Linked DNA regions of Homo sapiens: all the other regions are linked to region 2. Evidence: chromatin loops called from intact Hi-C (ENCODE). Cell type or tissue: heart right ventricle. All regions are shown on one strand. Links, peaks and the distances in the headings refer to the core of each region. The heading gives the core; the rest is flanking DNA. Region 1 overlaps COA8 (cytochrome c oxidase assembly factor 8). Region 2 overlaps TDRD9 (tudor domain containing 9). Region 3 overlaps PPP1R13B (protein phosphatase 1 regulatory subunit 13B).

The links. A loop is a pair of places that touch in the nucleus more often than their neighbours do. Peaks named below come from ENCODE experiments on the same cell type or tissue, not always from the same donor. Only the 100,000 strongest peaks of a DNase experiment are listed, where the experiment ranks them.
Region 1: it touches region 2 in a loop (4-fold over the local background); 22 of 110 quality-filtered maps call a loop at or near these places.
Region 3: a loop joins it to region 2, with 31 times the contacts of the local background. A loop is called at or near these places in 59 of 110 quality-filtered maps.

The regions. Positions count from the first base shown.
Region 1 is chr14:103,569,898-103,575,439 of GRCh38, reverse strand. It overlaps COA8 (cytochrome c oxidase assembly factor 8), which reads right to left. Exons shown (of 5, transcript NM_001370595.2): 2 at 3,620-3,817; 3 at 1,270-1,333. Among named protein-coding and RNA genes, the nearest start is that of COA8, 9.7 kb to the right of the region's middle. In heart right ventricle, for the core only: a CTCF peak has its summit at 3,251 (motif pointing left); a DNase peak (open chromatin) is centred at 3,244; H3K27ac peaks cover 1,975 bases.
Region 2 is chr14:103,977,618-103,983,159 of GRCh38, reverse strand. All of the region lies in intron 7 of TDRD9 (tudor domain containing 9), which reads right to left. Among named protein-coding and RNA genes, the nearest start is that of RD3L, 38 kb to the right of the region's middle. In heart right ventricle, for the core only: CTCF peaks have their summits at 2,130 and 2,341 (motif pointing right); a DNase peak (open chromatin) is centred at 2,359.
Region 3 is chr14:103,805,751-103,810,750 of GRCh38, reverse strand. All of the region lies in intron 1 of PPP1R13B (protein phosphatase 1 regulatory subunit 13B), which reads left to right. Among named protein-coding and RNA genes, the nearest start is that of PPP1R13B, 39 kb to the left of the region's middle. RefSeq lists an enhancer at 3,759-3,858. In heart right ventricle, for the core only: a CTCF peak has its summit at 2,153 (motif pointing left); a DNase peak (open chromatin) is centred at 2,170; H3K27ac peaks cover 2,366 bases.

The DNA of each region.
Region 1 (5,542 bases), core at 248-5,247, 410 kb after region 2:
GCAGGCAGCTCCCTGTATGTTTCCCTTCCTTAACACATCCTGTCCTATTACCAAATTCAGTTTCAAACCTAATTTAAGGCCAGCCTTTCAATACTCAGCAAAGCCATCAATAGGATTCTGGGACCTTAGTAAGAATCAAAACAACTTCTCCCATCTGTTAGGAGAGTGGCTGTCTCCAAAGCCCTTCCAAGCTATGAGCCGACCTAGTCCTACCTGATATGATGACAGACCTATGGACACGGCACATGTGGTGTGCACACAAGCACACACACATGTACACACGTGCACGTACGCACACACATGCGTACACACGCACGCATACACGGCCAGGTCAGCATGGAATGCGCTGACAGCCATGGGGCGCGGCGAGGCCCAGTAAGGCTTTGCAATCCGACTCCCGACGTGAGAATCCAGGCCACGCCACATTCTCACTGTGCAATTCTGGTGAAGCCTCAGGTTGCTCATCTATAAAATGGTAAAGATAACAGTATCTACTTCATTGGGTCACTGTGGGAAATGCAACAGGTGATATATGCACAGGACTTGCACAGTGTCCAGCACAGGACCCAAAACTGTGAGTGCTCATTCTCATGCTTACTGCTGGATGCAGCATCTGCTCCAGCTCTGCCCCACAAGACCCCACCTCTCCAGGGCCCGCAAGACCCCACCTCTCCAGCAGCCAGCAAATAGCAACAGAGGTCCTGGCATGGGGGTGACTCAAGCTCCTGGCCCTTTATTCCAAATGAATCAGGTGAGGCAAAGGATTAGTAGGAATGGCACTTTAGCCCAATGACAGACTTGGCTTTTGGGGTCGATGATTTTGGATTTTCTATCAGAACAACTTTTTGGCAGCAGACATCTGTTTAACGAACAGCATGAGATGTTATTCAGGCCTAACACTGACACCAGGAGAAAATAAGGAGAGGCTATTTTGAGCACTGAACTGAGATCAGGAATCAGAAGAAAAGCTGCTTTGGAGGGAGAAGCTGCAAAGGCTGAGACCTCAGTACGAAAGTCAAAGGTCAGAGGTTGGTCATCCATCATAACCACCTAAAATCCGGAGAGAAAGGAGGGAGCTGAGATTGGAGAGCCATGCCTGGGAACTGGGTGTGCAAGAGAACTTGGACAGGGGTGTGCCGAGCACTGCCCCAAAGCAGGCCAAGGACCGCCCTGAACTTCCCCACCTCTCTCACCGCCCTTCCTTTCCCTTTTCATGGACTAGCTCAAACGCAAAGAAAGCAAAAAAAACAATCAAACAAACACACTAACCTGATTCAGTTCTCAGGCCCAGGCCTTTAGTTTTTAGTCTTGAGTGAATAAATTCTTCTTTTTCCTTAAAAAAAAAAAAAAAAAAAAAAAAAGGCTCTCAGAACTCCTTTCTCTGTCTTTCCATTTTTCTTTGGCTAGAGCACAGCTCACGGTGTACTGGAGAAGTTTAGATGTGGATTTTCTGAGAAGCTAGTGACCCATCTCAAAGCTCGTTTAAAACCCTCTGAATGTGGTTAAAAGTTTTGTGCTTGAAACAGGATTTGAGAAGATGTTCAATAAACTTTGGGAGACGCTGTTTGTTTATAAATCCACAGAATAGGTCAGGCACAGTGGCTCACACCCATAATGCCAGCACTTTGGGAGGACGAGGTGGGTGGATCACCTGAGGTCAGGAGTTCCAGACCAGCCTGGCCAACATGGAGAAACCCCGTCTCTACTAAAAATACAAAAATTAGCCCAATGTGATGGTGGGCACCTGTAATCCCACCTACTTAGGAGGCTGAGGCGGGAGAACTGCTTGAACCCAGGAGGCGGAGGTTGCAGTGAGCCGAGATCACGCCACTGCACTCCAGCCTGGACAACAGAGTGAGACTCTGTCTCAAAACAAAAACAACAACAACAAAAAAAACCCTCCACAGAATATGATAAATATACCCCACCAGACATAGCCCACTCAAATGGAAAGTCAAAGTTTAAATGTTGCCGGGCACGATGGCTCATGCCTGTAATCCCAGCACTTTGGGAGGCCAAGGCAGGCGAATCACCTGAAGGTCAGGGGTTCAAGACCAGCCTGGCCAATGTGGTGAAACCCCATCTCTTCTAAACATACAAAAATTAGCCGGGTGTGGTGGCGGGCGCCTGTAATCCCAGCTACTTGGGAGGCTGAGGCAGGAGAATCGCTTGAACCAGGGAGGTGGAGGTTGCAGTGAGCTGAGATCATGTCACTGCACTCCAGCCTGGGCAACAGGAGTGAAACTCCATCTCAGAAGAAAAAAAAAAAAGTTAAATGTTTTTCTTCTGGTTTAGACTATTTATACTTCTTTCTTACACAGTTTATTTATAAGTATCCTGTTAAGAATTTTGAATTCTCTGCTGGGCATGGTGGCTTATGCTTGTAATCCCAACACTTTGGGAGGCCGAGGTGGGCGGATCACGAGGTCAGGAGATCAAGACCATCCTGGCCAACAGAGTGAAATCCCATCTCCACTAAAAGTACAAAAATTAGCTGGGCACGGAGGTGTGTGCCTGTAATCCCAGCTACTCGGGAGGGTGAGGCAAGAGAATCACCTGAACCTGGGAGGTGGAGGGTGCAGTAAGCTGAGATCGCACCACTGCACTCCAGCTTGGTGACAGAGCGAGACTCCGTCTCAAAAAAGAAAAAAATTTTTTTTTTTTTGAATTCTCAGGAAGAATGACAACACATCACAAAAACGGGTTTCTTTTTGAGGGTCTCACTCCTGTCACCCAGACTGGAGTGCAATGGCGCGCTCTCGGCTCATTGCAACCTCCGCCTCCTGGGTTCAAGCAATTCTTGTGCCTCAGCCTCCCAAGTCATGGGGATCACAGGCATATGCCACCACACCTGGCTCATTTTTATATTTTTAGTAGAGATAAGGTTTCGCTACGTTGGCCAGGCTGCTCTCAAACTCCTGGCTTCAAGTGATCCACCCCTCTCAGCCTCCCAAAGTGCTGGGATTGCAGAGCCATCATGCCCCACCTAAAAAAACCGGTATTCTCATAAAGATAAACACACACACCTATGTGTGTAAAACATGTACTTCTAGTTCTGGCTCTGCTGCTCACACATTGCATCCTTCAAAGTCTCAAGATCTGTGGTTCTACGAATGACCATTTCTTATATACAGTTACATATTAGTTTTTAAAACTATATGCATATATGTACATACAGTGCGGGGGATGGACTGAGACCCAGTACTACCACGTAACAAATAGCAAAGCAATATACTAAACACCTAGCACCCTCAAGTGGCCAACTGTGTTATTTCTCATTCTGATCTAAAACTTTTTTTTCTTTTTTTTTTTTTGAGACGAGTCTGGCTCTGTCACCCAGGCTGGAGTGCAGTGGCGCAATCTCCGCTCACTGCAAGCTCTGCCTCCCGGGTTCACGCCATTCTCCTGCCTCAGCCTCCCGAGTAGCTGGAACTACAGGCGCCCGCCACCACGCCGGGCTAATTTTTTGTATTTTTAGTAGAGACAGGGTTTCACCGTGTTAGCCAGGATGGTCTCGATCTCCTGACCTCGTGATCTGCCCACCTCGGCATCCCGAAGTGCTGGGATTACAGGCGTGAGCCACCGCACCCTTCCGTTCTGATCTAAAACTTAAACTTACCTTACTAAAAGTCAAATTCTGGTTTGCCCAGAACTGTTGATTCCATTCTTGTGTTTCTTGTCTTAATTTTCTAAGCTTTTGTTCCAATGGAGATTCATTTTCAGGTATGTAAAAGTGAACAGGTCGAAGGTTTGAATATTTATCTGGGGGTCCTATCCAATCATGGCAAGACTTTCTTGGAGGGCAGAATCTTGAGACCTTTAACAAAGTAAATTGGATTAACATATGACAAAATGAATCTCTAGTATTATAAAATGTACAATCTGGATTTATTTATTTACTTAGAGACGGAGTCTCGCTCTGTTGCCAGACTGGAGTGTAGTGGCGTGATCTCAGCCAAAGTGCTGGGATTACAAGTAGGAGCCACCACACAGGGCCTAGTTTCTGGTTTAAATAATAACAGCCCTTTCCCGAAACTCAACCACCTTTGCTAAGCTTTCTTTTTTTTTTTTGAGACAGAGTCTCACTCTGTCGCTCAGGCTGGAGGGCAGTGGCGAGATCTCGGCTCACTGCAAGCTCCGCCTCCCAGGTTCACGCCATTCTCCTGCCTCAGCCTCCCAAGTAGCTGGGACTACAGGCGCCCATCACCACGCCCGGCTAATTTTTTTGTATTTTTTAGTGGAGATGGGGTTTCACCCTGTTAGCCAGGATGGAGCTAAGCTTTCTTAAGCTAATGAGAGACCCTACCAGGCTAGGAGGAGGTGAGGAGTCTGAATTCTGGTAAGGTGCCAGCCATCATTCCAGAGGTCACAAGATCTGCAACTTCTCCAATTACTCCTGCATCTCTATTGCAGAACCTAAGATTGGCTTTTTGAGATATCTTTTCAGGTTTTTTGCAAGTCCAACGTGATGGCTCCTCCTGGACCCGCCCAGAAGCCACTCGGCATGCAGGAGGATGAGTCCCACACCCCTGTGATTGCACCCAGACCAATCGGCAGCAAGCACCCATTGCCTAGCCACCTCCACCCCTTCCTCCAAACTATTTTTGAAAAAATCTAGCCCCCAGATGCGAGGAGAGACTGATTTGAGTAATAACTCTTCCATGTAGCATGGCTGGCCTCACATCAATTAAACTCTTTCTTTTTTTTGAGATGGAGTCTCGCTCTATCGCCCAGGCTAGAGTGCAGTGGTGTGATCTTGGCTCACTGCAACCTCCGCCTCCCGGGTTCAAGCGATTCTCCTGCCTCAGCCTCCTGAGTAGCTGGGATTATAGGCATATGCCACCACGCCCGGCTAATTTTTGCATTTTTAGTAGAGATGGGGTTTCACCATGTTGACCAGGCTGATCTTGAACTCCTGACCTCAGGTGATCTGCCTGCCTCAGCCTCCCAAAGTGCTGGGATTACAGGCGTGAGCCACCGTGCCTGGCCCTAAACTCTTTCTTTACTGCAATGCCATGGTCTCCATGAACTGGTTTTGTTTGTGCAATGGGCAAGAAGAACTGTCAGGGAGTTATAGTGGGGGGACCCTGCTATTCAAGACCTGAAACTATACTGCTCATCGTCAGGGTTAAAATACACTGATTTGATGCTGGATCAATTTAGGAATCCTTTTTAGAAAGTAAAGGCAGGATTGCAATACAGACCTTCAACATTTTACCCATCAGTCTAAAAACTATATACAATCACCAAATATCCCATTAAAAAAATAAAACCTACATTTCTAGCCAGGTGCGGTGGCTCACGCCTGTAATCCCAGCACTTTGGGAGGCTGAGGTGGGTGGATCACCTAAGGTCGGGAGTTCGAGACCAGCCTGACCAACATGGTGAAACCCCATCTCTACTAAAAATACAAAAATTAGCCATGCGTGGTGGCCGGCACCTGTAGTCCCAGCTATATGAGAGGCTGAGCCAGGAGAATTGCTTGAACCTGGGAGGCAGAGGTTGCAGTGAGCCGAGATCGCACCACTGCATTCCAGCCTGG
Region 2 (5,542 bases), core at 306-5,305:
CCTGGGAGGCAGAGGTTACAATGAGCTGAGATCGCGCCACTGCACTCCAGCCTGGATGACAGAACAAGGCTCTGTCTCAAAAAAAAAAAAAAAAAAAAAAAAAGTGACCCACAGCGAGTCCAGGTGGGGCGGGGGGCATGCTCTACTACTGGACCTGGGTTGTTGATCATTTCACAATTTCATTACAGTACACATTTACATTTTATGTAACCCTTTTTCTAAGTGTGTTCTTTATAATTTTGTTTTGTTTTGTTTTTTGAAACGGAGTTTCGCTCTTGTTGTCCAGGCTGGAGTGCAAGGGCGTGATCTTGGCTCACCGCAACCTCTACCGCCTGGATTCAAGCAATTCTCCTGCCTCAGCCTCCTGAGTAGCTGGGATTACAGGCGTGTGCCACCACACCTGGCTAATTTTGTATTTTTAGTAGAGTTGGGGTTTCTCCGTGTTAGGCTGGTCTCGAACACCCAACCTCAGGTGATCCGCCTGCCTCGGCCTCCCAAAGTGCTGGGATTACAGGCATGAGCCACCACGCCTGGCCTCTTTCACAATTTTTTAAGAAGCTGAATATAAAGGATGAAAAGGACTCTCCAAAGGACACTGAAAGGGAACAGCCAGATCTGGTAACAGAAAAACCAGGATGCCACCACAGAACCCAAAGAGAGGGTGAGTTTCAAGAATCGAAGTGGCCAACAGTGTCAAATATTGCAGAAAGGCCAGGTAAGTCTAGGACTTACCTAGAGCTCTCCTAACGACAAGGAGGTCACTAGGGACCCTGGCAGGTGCAGTCTGAGTGGCAACAGGGGACACCACCCTGCAATAAATGAATTGCCTGCGGGAGGTAGAAAAGTAGAGAATGAGAGAGTCCACAGGCCAGCAACGGCTGGAGAGCAGCCTGAGACCTAAGGTGGGTGTTCGCAAAGGTGAAAGAGCTTCAGTTATGTTTCAGTGTGGACAAGAAAATGACAGCAGAGAAGGAGACACTAATGGTGACAATGGGGAGGGGGAAACAGTAGATCAGATGAGGTCCCTAAGAAGGTAAGAAGGATGAGACATGAAACCCAGGAGGCGCGGCTGGTGCTCCATGAAGAAAGGGGGCTTCTCCCTTGTAACAGCAGACAGTGTGGTGAGGTAACATGACAAGTCTCCCTTGTAACAGCAGACAGTGTGGTGAGGTAACATGACAAGAGTACTGACAGTAACACAACTGAAATTTTAACCAAGGTCCTCTGATTCTGAAGCTGTATAATAGGATCTATACAAAACAACACCATTTTTATAAGCTCAAAATTAACACAGACTGTCCCTGATTTACAATGATTTAACTTATATTTTTAGACTTTACAGTGATATGAAACCACTCTGCTTTTTACTTTTAGTGCAGTATTCAATAAGTTACATAAGATATTCAACACTTTATTATAAAATAGGCCTTGTATTTGGTGATTTTGCCCAACTATAGGCTAAATAAGTGTTCTGAACTCATTCAAGGTAGGCTAGGAGGACAGGTGTATTAAATGCATTTTCAACTTAATGATTTCAACTCACAATGGTTTTATCAGGGCATAACCCCATTACAAGTCAAGGAACATCTGTATACAGCTAAGTGTTGCATATTCATTCACTGAAATATTTACTGAGCACCTATCAGGTACCAAAAACAAGACGTTGGATAAATCTTGCTAAAGCTGGACATTCTCTATTCTATTGAACATAACCCACCCATGAGGCAAGGGGGCCCTGGGTGCCTAGAAGCTGGGTTGTCTTGACCACACGGGCTCAGACAGCAAGTGGCAAGGCCTGATCCAGCTCCTCAGCGGGTCCACAAGGAAGCATCTAAGTGTTGTGAGCTCTGACAGAAAATACACAATGAACATCAATAGGAATTAATTAGACTTCAGCCAGCTGGAAAGAAGACTGGTAAACCATCATCACTCTCACATTTCAAACTAGTCAGAGGCCAGGCATGATGGCTCATGCCTGTAATCCCAGCACTTTAGGAGACCAAAGCAAGAGGATCACTTGAGGACAGGTGTGGGCGGCAAGCCACCCAGGTGCCGAGGCAAGAGACCGAGGGCACGAGCTGTTCCAGTATAATAAAATATATAAAATAAGAATAGTTATACTAGATATAGATCTTAGATATGATTATGTATGAATATCATTAATCATTAGTTTGTAGTAATTACTCTTTATTCCAATATTATAATAATTCTCGCTCTACAATCATAACCTAGGAAAAACCAGGCCATACAGAGACAGGAGCTGAGGGGACATAGTGAGAAGTGACCAGAAGACAAGAGTGCGAGCCTTCTGTTATGCCCGGACAGGGCCACCAGAGGGCTCCTTGGTCTAGCAGTAATGCCAGCATCTGGGAAGACGCCCGTTGCCAAGCGGACCATGGTCTAGCCGTGGTCTAGTGGTAGCGTCAGTGTCAAGGAAAAACACCCGCTACTCAGCAGACCGGGAAAGGGAGTCTCCCTTTCCCTGGGGTAGTTTAGAGAAGACTCTGCTCCTCCACCTCTTGTGGAGGGCTTGACATCAGTTAGGCCCGCCCGCAGTTATCCGGAGGCCTAACCGTCTCCCTGTGATGCTGTGCTTCAGTGGTCACACTCCTAGTCTGCTTTCATGTTCCATCCTGTACACCTGGCTCTGCCTTTTAGATAGCAGTGGCAAGTTAGTGAAAGTACTAAAAGTCTCTGATAAGCAGAAATAATAGCATAAGCTGTCTCTCCCTCTCTCTCTCCTCTCTCTCTCTGCCTTGGCTGCCAGGCAGGGAAGGGCCCCCTGTCCAGTCGACACGTGACCCACATGACCTTACCTATCATTGGAGATGGCTCACACTCCTTACCCTGCCCCTTTGTCTTGTATCCAATAAATATCAGCGCAGCCTGGCATTCGGGGCCACTACTGGTCTCTGCGTCTTGGTGGTAGTGGTCCCCCAGGCCCAGCTGTCTTTTCTTTTATCTCTTTGTCTTGTGTCTTTATTTCTACAATCTCTCATCTCTGCACACGGGGAGAAAAACCCACCGACCCTGTGGGGCTGGTCCCTACAGACAGGAGTTCAAGATCAGCCTGGACAACATAGCAAGACCCTATCTCCACAAAAAAATTTTTTTTAATTAGCCAAGCATGGTGGTATGCATCTGTAGTCATAGCTTCTTGGAAGGCTGAGATGGGAGAATCTCTTGAGCCAAGGAGTTCAAGGTTACAGTGAGCTATGATCGCACCAATGCACTCCGGCCTAGGTAACAGAGCAAGACCCAATCTCAAAGAAAAAAAAAAAAAAGAGTCAGAAAATGCAAATTGTTTAAATGTTGTAAATGTAAGTGCTACCTCCTCCCTACCTTGAATAGAGCCTCACCTGGCAACTTGTTTCTCAAGAGTACAATGTGGAAAGGAGGCAGTAATGCATAATGGAGAAACCTGGCAAACACAACCTTTCCAGTGATCAAAGTCTGTGTCATCAGTGCTATAGTTTGTCCCCTCCAAATCTCATGTTGACATTTGATTCCAGTGTTGGAGGTGGGGCCTAATAGCAGGTGTGTGGGACATGGGGGCGGATGCCTCATGAATAGATTAATGCCCTCCCTTGGGGAGACTGAGTTCTCACTGTTATTGGTTCCTACCAGAGTTCCCCCTGAGAGGTGACTGTTACAAAAAGCCTGGCACACCCACCTTCTTCCAGTCTCACCATGTGATCTCTGCACACACCAGCTCCCTGAGCAGAGGCCAGTGCCATGGTTCTTGTATAGCCTGCAGAACTGTGAGCCAAATAAACCTCTTTCTTTTATAAATTACCCAGACTGAGGTATTCCTTCATAACAGTGTTAAATGCTATTCACAATAGCCAAGATATGGAATCAACCTAGGTGTACAACAGATGGAGAAAGAAAATGGAGAATATATACACAATGGAGTATTATTCAGCCATAAAAACTGTGAAATCCTGTCATTTGCAACAACATGGATGAAACTGGAGGACATTATGTTAAGTGAAATAAGCCAGGAACAGAAAGTTAAATACCACATGTTCTCATGTGGAAGCTAAAAAACAGTTTAATAGAAGTAAAGAGTAGAGCAGAAGATACTAGAGGCTGGGAAGGGTAGGGGAAAGGAGGAGGCAATAGGGAGATTTGTTAAAGGATACAAAAGGACAGCCAGATAGGAGGAGGAAGCTCCAGTGTTCTACAGATAACAACAATATGTAATTTCAAATAGCTATAGGAGGCTACTGAATGTTCCCAACACACACACAAAAAAATGTTTGATACAATAGATATGCTAGTTACACTGAGCTCATCACCATGCATTGTATGTATCACATCACTATGTACCCCATGAATTATTATGTGTGAATTTAAATTTTTTAATTAAAAAAAACATTAAACAGACTTAAGACAACCAGTAAAGGTCATGTTGATAGTGTATACCCTTGATATGTGACAAAAATGGCACCTCAGCCTGTGGTCTTCCTCCCCAAAACCAATAACCTCAGTTTAACCATGAGAAAAACATCAGTCAAAGACCAGTACTCTTCAAATCGTCAAAGTCTTAAAAAATGAGGAAAGTCTGAGAAACTACCACAGCCAAGAGGAGCCTAAGGAAACATCGCGACCAAACCTAATGTAGCATCCCGGACGGGATCCCAGAATAAAGGACATTATGGAAAATACAGTCAAACCAAATAAAGTGAAGTTTAGTTAGTAGGTTTTTTTAAGTGTTACTAAGTAAATGTTAACTACAAATAGATGTCCTGAAGCATTTTCCCTATGCTTTCTTTCTCAAACTCCTGGGCTCAAGTGATCGGCCCACCTTGGCCTCCCAAAGTGCTGAGATTACAGGTGTGAGCCACTGTGCCTTGCCATGAATTGGAAGAATTTATACTATTAAAATGACTATACTACCCAAAGTGATGTACAGATTCATACAATTTCAATCAAAATACCAATGACATTCTTCACAGAAATCAAAAAAAAAATCCTAAAATTCATATGGAACCAAAAAAGATCTCACAAGCCAAAGCAATCCTGGGCAAAGTGAACAAAGCAAGAGGCATCACATTACCTAACTTCAAAATATACTACAAAGCAATGGTAACCAAAACAGCATGATATTGGCATAAAAACAGACACACAGATGATCAATGGAACAGAATAAAGAACCCAGAAATAAAATAACATATTTACAGCCAACTGATTTTTAAGAAAGGCATCAAGAACATTCACTGGAGAAAGAACAGTCTCTTCAATAAATGGTGCTGGGAACACTGGATATCCAGATGCAGAAAAATAAAACTAAACCCCTCTCTCTCAATATACACAAAAATCAACTCAAAATGGATTTAAGACTTAAACTAAATCCTGAAACTATGAAGCTATTAGCAGAAAACATAGGGAAAATGCTTCAGGACATATATTTGTACAAAGATTTGATGGCTAAGACCTCAAAAGCACAGACAGCAAAAGCAAAAGTAGACAAATAGGATTATATCAAACTAACAAGCTTCTGCATAGCAAAAAAAAAAAAAAAAAGAAAGAAATCAAC
Region 3 (5,000 bases), core at 1-5,000, 170 kb after region 2:
CATCCAGGCTGGAGTGCAGTGGTGCGATCTCGGCTCACTGCAAGCGCCACCTCCCGGGTCACGCCATACTCCTGCCTCAGCCTCCCGAGTAGCTGGGACTACAGGCGCCCACCACCACGCCCAGCTAATGTTTTGTATTTTTAGTAGAGACGAGTTTCACTGTGTTAGCCAGGATGGTCTTAATCTCCTGACCTCATGATCCGCCTGCCTTGGCCTCCCAAAGTGCTGGGATTACAGGCATGAGCCACCACGCCCAGCCAAAGTAATTTTCAATATTGATGAACAGTGGTGTCAGAATTGATACTGTTCTTTATTCTAGAGTATTATTTTCTAATTTTAATTTTTTATTATTTTTGAGAGGAAGTCTCACTCTGTCACTTGGCTCACTGCAACCTCTGCCTCCTGGGTTCAAACGATTCTCCTGTCTCAGCCTCCTGAGTAGCCGGGATTATAGGCATGTGCCACCACGTCGGGCTAATTTTTGTATTTTTGGTAGAGATGGGGTTTCACCATGTTGGCCAGGCTGGTTTCGAACTTCAGACCTCATGATCCACCTGCCTCAGCCTCCGAAAGTGCTGGGATTAAAGGCATGAGCCTCCACGCCTGGCCTTTTTAAAATTTTGAGACAGCTGGGCGCGGTGGCTCACACTTGTAATTCCAGCACTTTGGGAGGCCAAGGCGGGCAGATCACAAGGTCAAGAGATCAAGACCATCTGGCCAACATGGTGAAACCCCGTCTCTACTAAAAATACAAAAATTAGCCAGGCATGGTGGCGCATGCCTCTAGTCCCAGCTACTAGGGAGGCTGAGGCAGGAGAATCACTTGAACCCGGGAGGCAGAGGTTGCAGTGAGCCGAGATCGTGCCACTGCACTCCAGCCTGGGCGACAGAGCGAGACTCTGTCTCAAAAATAATAATAATAATTTTGAGACAAGAGTTTCACTTTGTCACCCAGGCTGGAGTGCAGTGGTTTGATCATAGCTCACTGCAGCCTTGACCTCCTGGGCTCAAGTGATCCTCCCTGCCTCAGCCCCCCACGTGTCTGGGACTACTGGCATATACTACCATGCCTGGCTAATTTTTTGTGCTTTTTGTAGAGATAGGGTTTCGCCATGTTGCCCAGGCTGATCTCGAGCTCCTGAGCTCGAGCAGCCTGCCCACCTCAACCTCCCAAAGTGCTGGCATACAGGTGTGAGCCGCCACACCCAACCTATTCTAGAGTATTCTTTAAGTTTTAGTGGATAGAATAAATGTGGTCAGCTGTATCACCTCTATATCCTGTAGTCATGACACATCTTGGTATTATGGAAAGCTGTATGAATTTCACATTTCTACAAGGTTTAAGATAGGTTCTCTCAAAATGCGTTATGCTTTTAAATACTGAAGGGACTATATACTAAGTAAATAATGCAAATAGAAGCTAAGGTGTCTATTTTGTATTCCCAGGAATACTGTATAATGTAATTTAAAATGTGAAATTATTAACGCAAGTAAAACAGTGATTAGAACTCAACAGAATTGATAAGGTTATTGAGATCTATTGTAGTGGCTATTTAACTTTGAGTAGATGCTACTCAGATATTTAAATATGTCTAGGCTGAGCATGGTGGCTCATGCCTGTAATCCCAGCACTTTGGGAGGCCAAGGCGGGAGGATAATTGAGCCCAGGAGTTAGAGACCAGCCTGGGCATAGACCCCATCTCTACAAAAAATAAAAAAAATTAGCTGTGGTGCGCTTTTACAGTCTCAGCTACTTGAAAGTTGAGGCGAGGGAGGATCACTTGAGCCTAGGAGTTCGAGGGTGCAGTGAGCTAGGATTGGTGCTGCTGCGCTCAGCCTGGGCAGCAGAGCAAGATCCTGTCTCTAAAAAAAAGAAACATTAAAAAAAATGGGTGTATAGCTGTCTCTGCCTTCGTAAGAGGGTTAAATATGTACTTCTACAGTCTTATTTATTTAGAAAAAAATTTTCATTGCTCTAAGGTTAATTTTATTCCTTTTCCAAAATAATACAAGCCCTAATTATGGAAATTGAACTTAATATGATCTTACTAAACTGTACCTTTATTTTCCTTGGAGTTAATTCTTCATCCCTAAAATTTGTGTCAGGGGAAGGGGGTAGTGCTGAACTCACCCCCGTTACCCTGCAGTGCCACCTTGTGGAAAGAAGCTTTAGCTCAAGCTTGTCCAACCCATGGCACCGGGCCACAGGAGGCCCAGGACAGCTTTGAATGCAGCCCAACACAAATTAGTAAACTTTCTTAAAACATCATGATATATATATGTTTTTTAATGATCTTTTTTTCTAACTCATTGGCTATCATTAGTGTTAGTGTATTTTATGTGTAGCCCAAGACAATTCTCCAGTGTGGCCCAGGGAAGCCCAAAGTTGGGACACCCCTGCTTTAGAGCAAGGGACATCCATTGTTTCTCTAGGTTTGAGTGAAATCTGCCGAATACCACATAGTTATGTTCAAGGCTCCTGACTTTCACACTAATTTTTTTTTTTTTTTTGAGATAGAGTCACTGTCGCCCGGGCTGGCGTGCAGTGGCGTGATCTTGGCTCACTGCAACCTCTGCCTCCTGGGTTCAAGGGATTCCACTGTCTCAGCCTCTGAGTAGCTGGGATTATAGGCAGGTGCCACCACGCCCAGCTAATTTTTTTTTGTATTTTTAGTAGAGATGGGGTTTCGCCATGTTGGCCAGGCTGGTCTCGAACTCCTGACCTCAAATGATCTGTCTACCTTGGTCTCCCAAAGTGCTGGGATTATAGGCATGAGCCACTGTGCCCAGCCTTACACTAACTTTTTTTAAGAATATTTTTCTTCTCTTTGATGTGGACTAATTCAGTGATTAGAGGGGTAAAATATTGTCTTTTCTACAGAGAACTTGAAGATGAGAAAACAGGCAAACACCTACCTGTCATGATTCAAGAAACCTACTATAAAAAGACATTTCGTGGCCAGGTGTGGTGCCTCACGCCTATAATCCCAGCACTTTGGGAGGCCAAGGTGGATGGATCACACGGTCAGGAGATCGAGACCATCCTGGCTAACATGGTGAAACCCCGTCTCTTCTAAAAATACAAAAAATTAGCCGGGCGTGGTGGCAGGCACTTTTTGTCCTAGCTACTTGGGAGGCTGAGGCAGGAGAATGGCGTGAACCCGGAAGGCAGAGCTTGCAGTGAGCCGAGATCGCGCCACTGCAGTCCAGCCTGGGCAACAGCGTGATACTCTGTCTCAAAAAAAAGGGACATTTTACGTATAATTGGGGGAGTTTATTGAGTGCTTCTTACGTGCCAGGCACTGCTTCAGGCACTACTGACACAGCAGGTAATTAACTGAAACTCTGCTCTCAAGAAGCTTATGTGTTCTAGTGACAACAGACAGAGGATAAACAAATATATACATAGATCAGGTGGTGGTTGAGTGCTAAGCAGAAATACATAAACCAGGGTAGGAGGACAGAGGGATGGAGTAGTGCTATTTTAGGTAGACTCTCGGTTAAGGAAAGCTTCCTTGCTAAGACACCATTCCAGCAGAGGCCTGAAAGAAGAGGGTAATACAATGTCAGTAGCTGAGTGAAGCGGTCTATGCAGAGAATAGCAAGTGCAAAGCCCCTGAGGCAGGAGTTGGCTTGCCCTGTTGAGGGAGGCAGAAGGGATGAAGAGTGTGGTAAGCACTGAGATCAGAGAGGTATGCATGTGTGTGTTGCAGGTCTTGCAGGGCCTCTTAGACAATAGTTAGGACTTTGAAATTTATTCTCAGAGAGGAAACCACGGGAAGGTTTTGAATGAAGTGATGTATCTGAAGGGTGAGAGTGGAAACAGATGAATGAGTTTGCTCTTGCAGACATCCTTTCTGAGAGGTGGTGGTGGCTCGGGCTTGGGTAGTAGCCAGGGAGACGAGTTATCAGTTTCTGGGTACGAGGTTGACAGTCTTGCTAATGGATTGTTTGTGGAGTATGAGAGAGAAGGGAGTTGAGCCAATCCTTTATTTTATTCTCCTTTTTCTGTGTGGATGACAGCAACTCCCAGGTGTGTTTTTCAGTCTTTGAGAGGCTAATTGAGGAAAGTGAGATGAAGCATTTAGGGTGATGGCTTAGACTTAGTTTTCCTTACAGCTCTAATGTTTCTGAGATTTTAAATTGGTGAACTGAGTTGCAATCAGGGCCAGAAGGGACCTTAGCATCAATTCTCATTTTGGGGTGCGTGGCCTGCTGGAAAGCTAAAGGGGTCTTCCTGGTGTTCACCCACCCTCACCCCAACTGATCCTTTCTGTGGCTTTTATGAGCTATTTACTCATAACCTACCAAGTGAGTTATTGCAAGTTACTAAAATTTAGTATAGCTTTTATCACCTTATTTCTCTTCAGTTATTTTTTGTTATCCCTGAGCTCCTTTTCCACCAGAAAGAAGTAGTAGATGGTATAGGTGAGCTGGGGGATCTAATACTTTACCTGATTGGGTTGGGCCAGAAAAGCCTGAGAGCCATTTTCCTGCAAATATGTGTTTCATATTATCTGCTGAGTTCTTGCCAAGAAACCAAGACCCAGAGATAGACTAAGGAGCAGCTTCCCCAGCCAGTTGCAGCAGTCAATGCCATAGCTAAGGATAGAACTTGGGCTTCCTATTCCAGGGTTCTTTGTACCATGTAAGTCAAGTTTCTGAATTCCTTTTCTAGAAGTTTTATATATCCTACTTTTTAAAAACAGCTTCATTGTGTTATAATTTATGTGCCGTAAAGTTTACCTATTTTAAGTGAACATTCAGTGATCTTTAGTAAATTTACATAGTTGTACAGCCATCACCACAATCTAATTTTAGAACATTACTGTCATACCAAAACAAAGTTTGTGCCTATTTGCCATCACTCCTCATTCCCATCCCCAGTCCTAGGCAACCACACATCTTTCTTTCTCTATGGATTTGACTGTTTTGGGCATTTCATATAAATGGAATCATATAACATGTGGTCTTTTGTGTCTGGCCTCTTTCACTTAGCT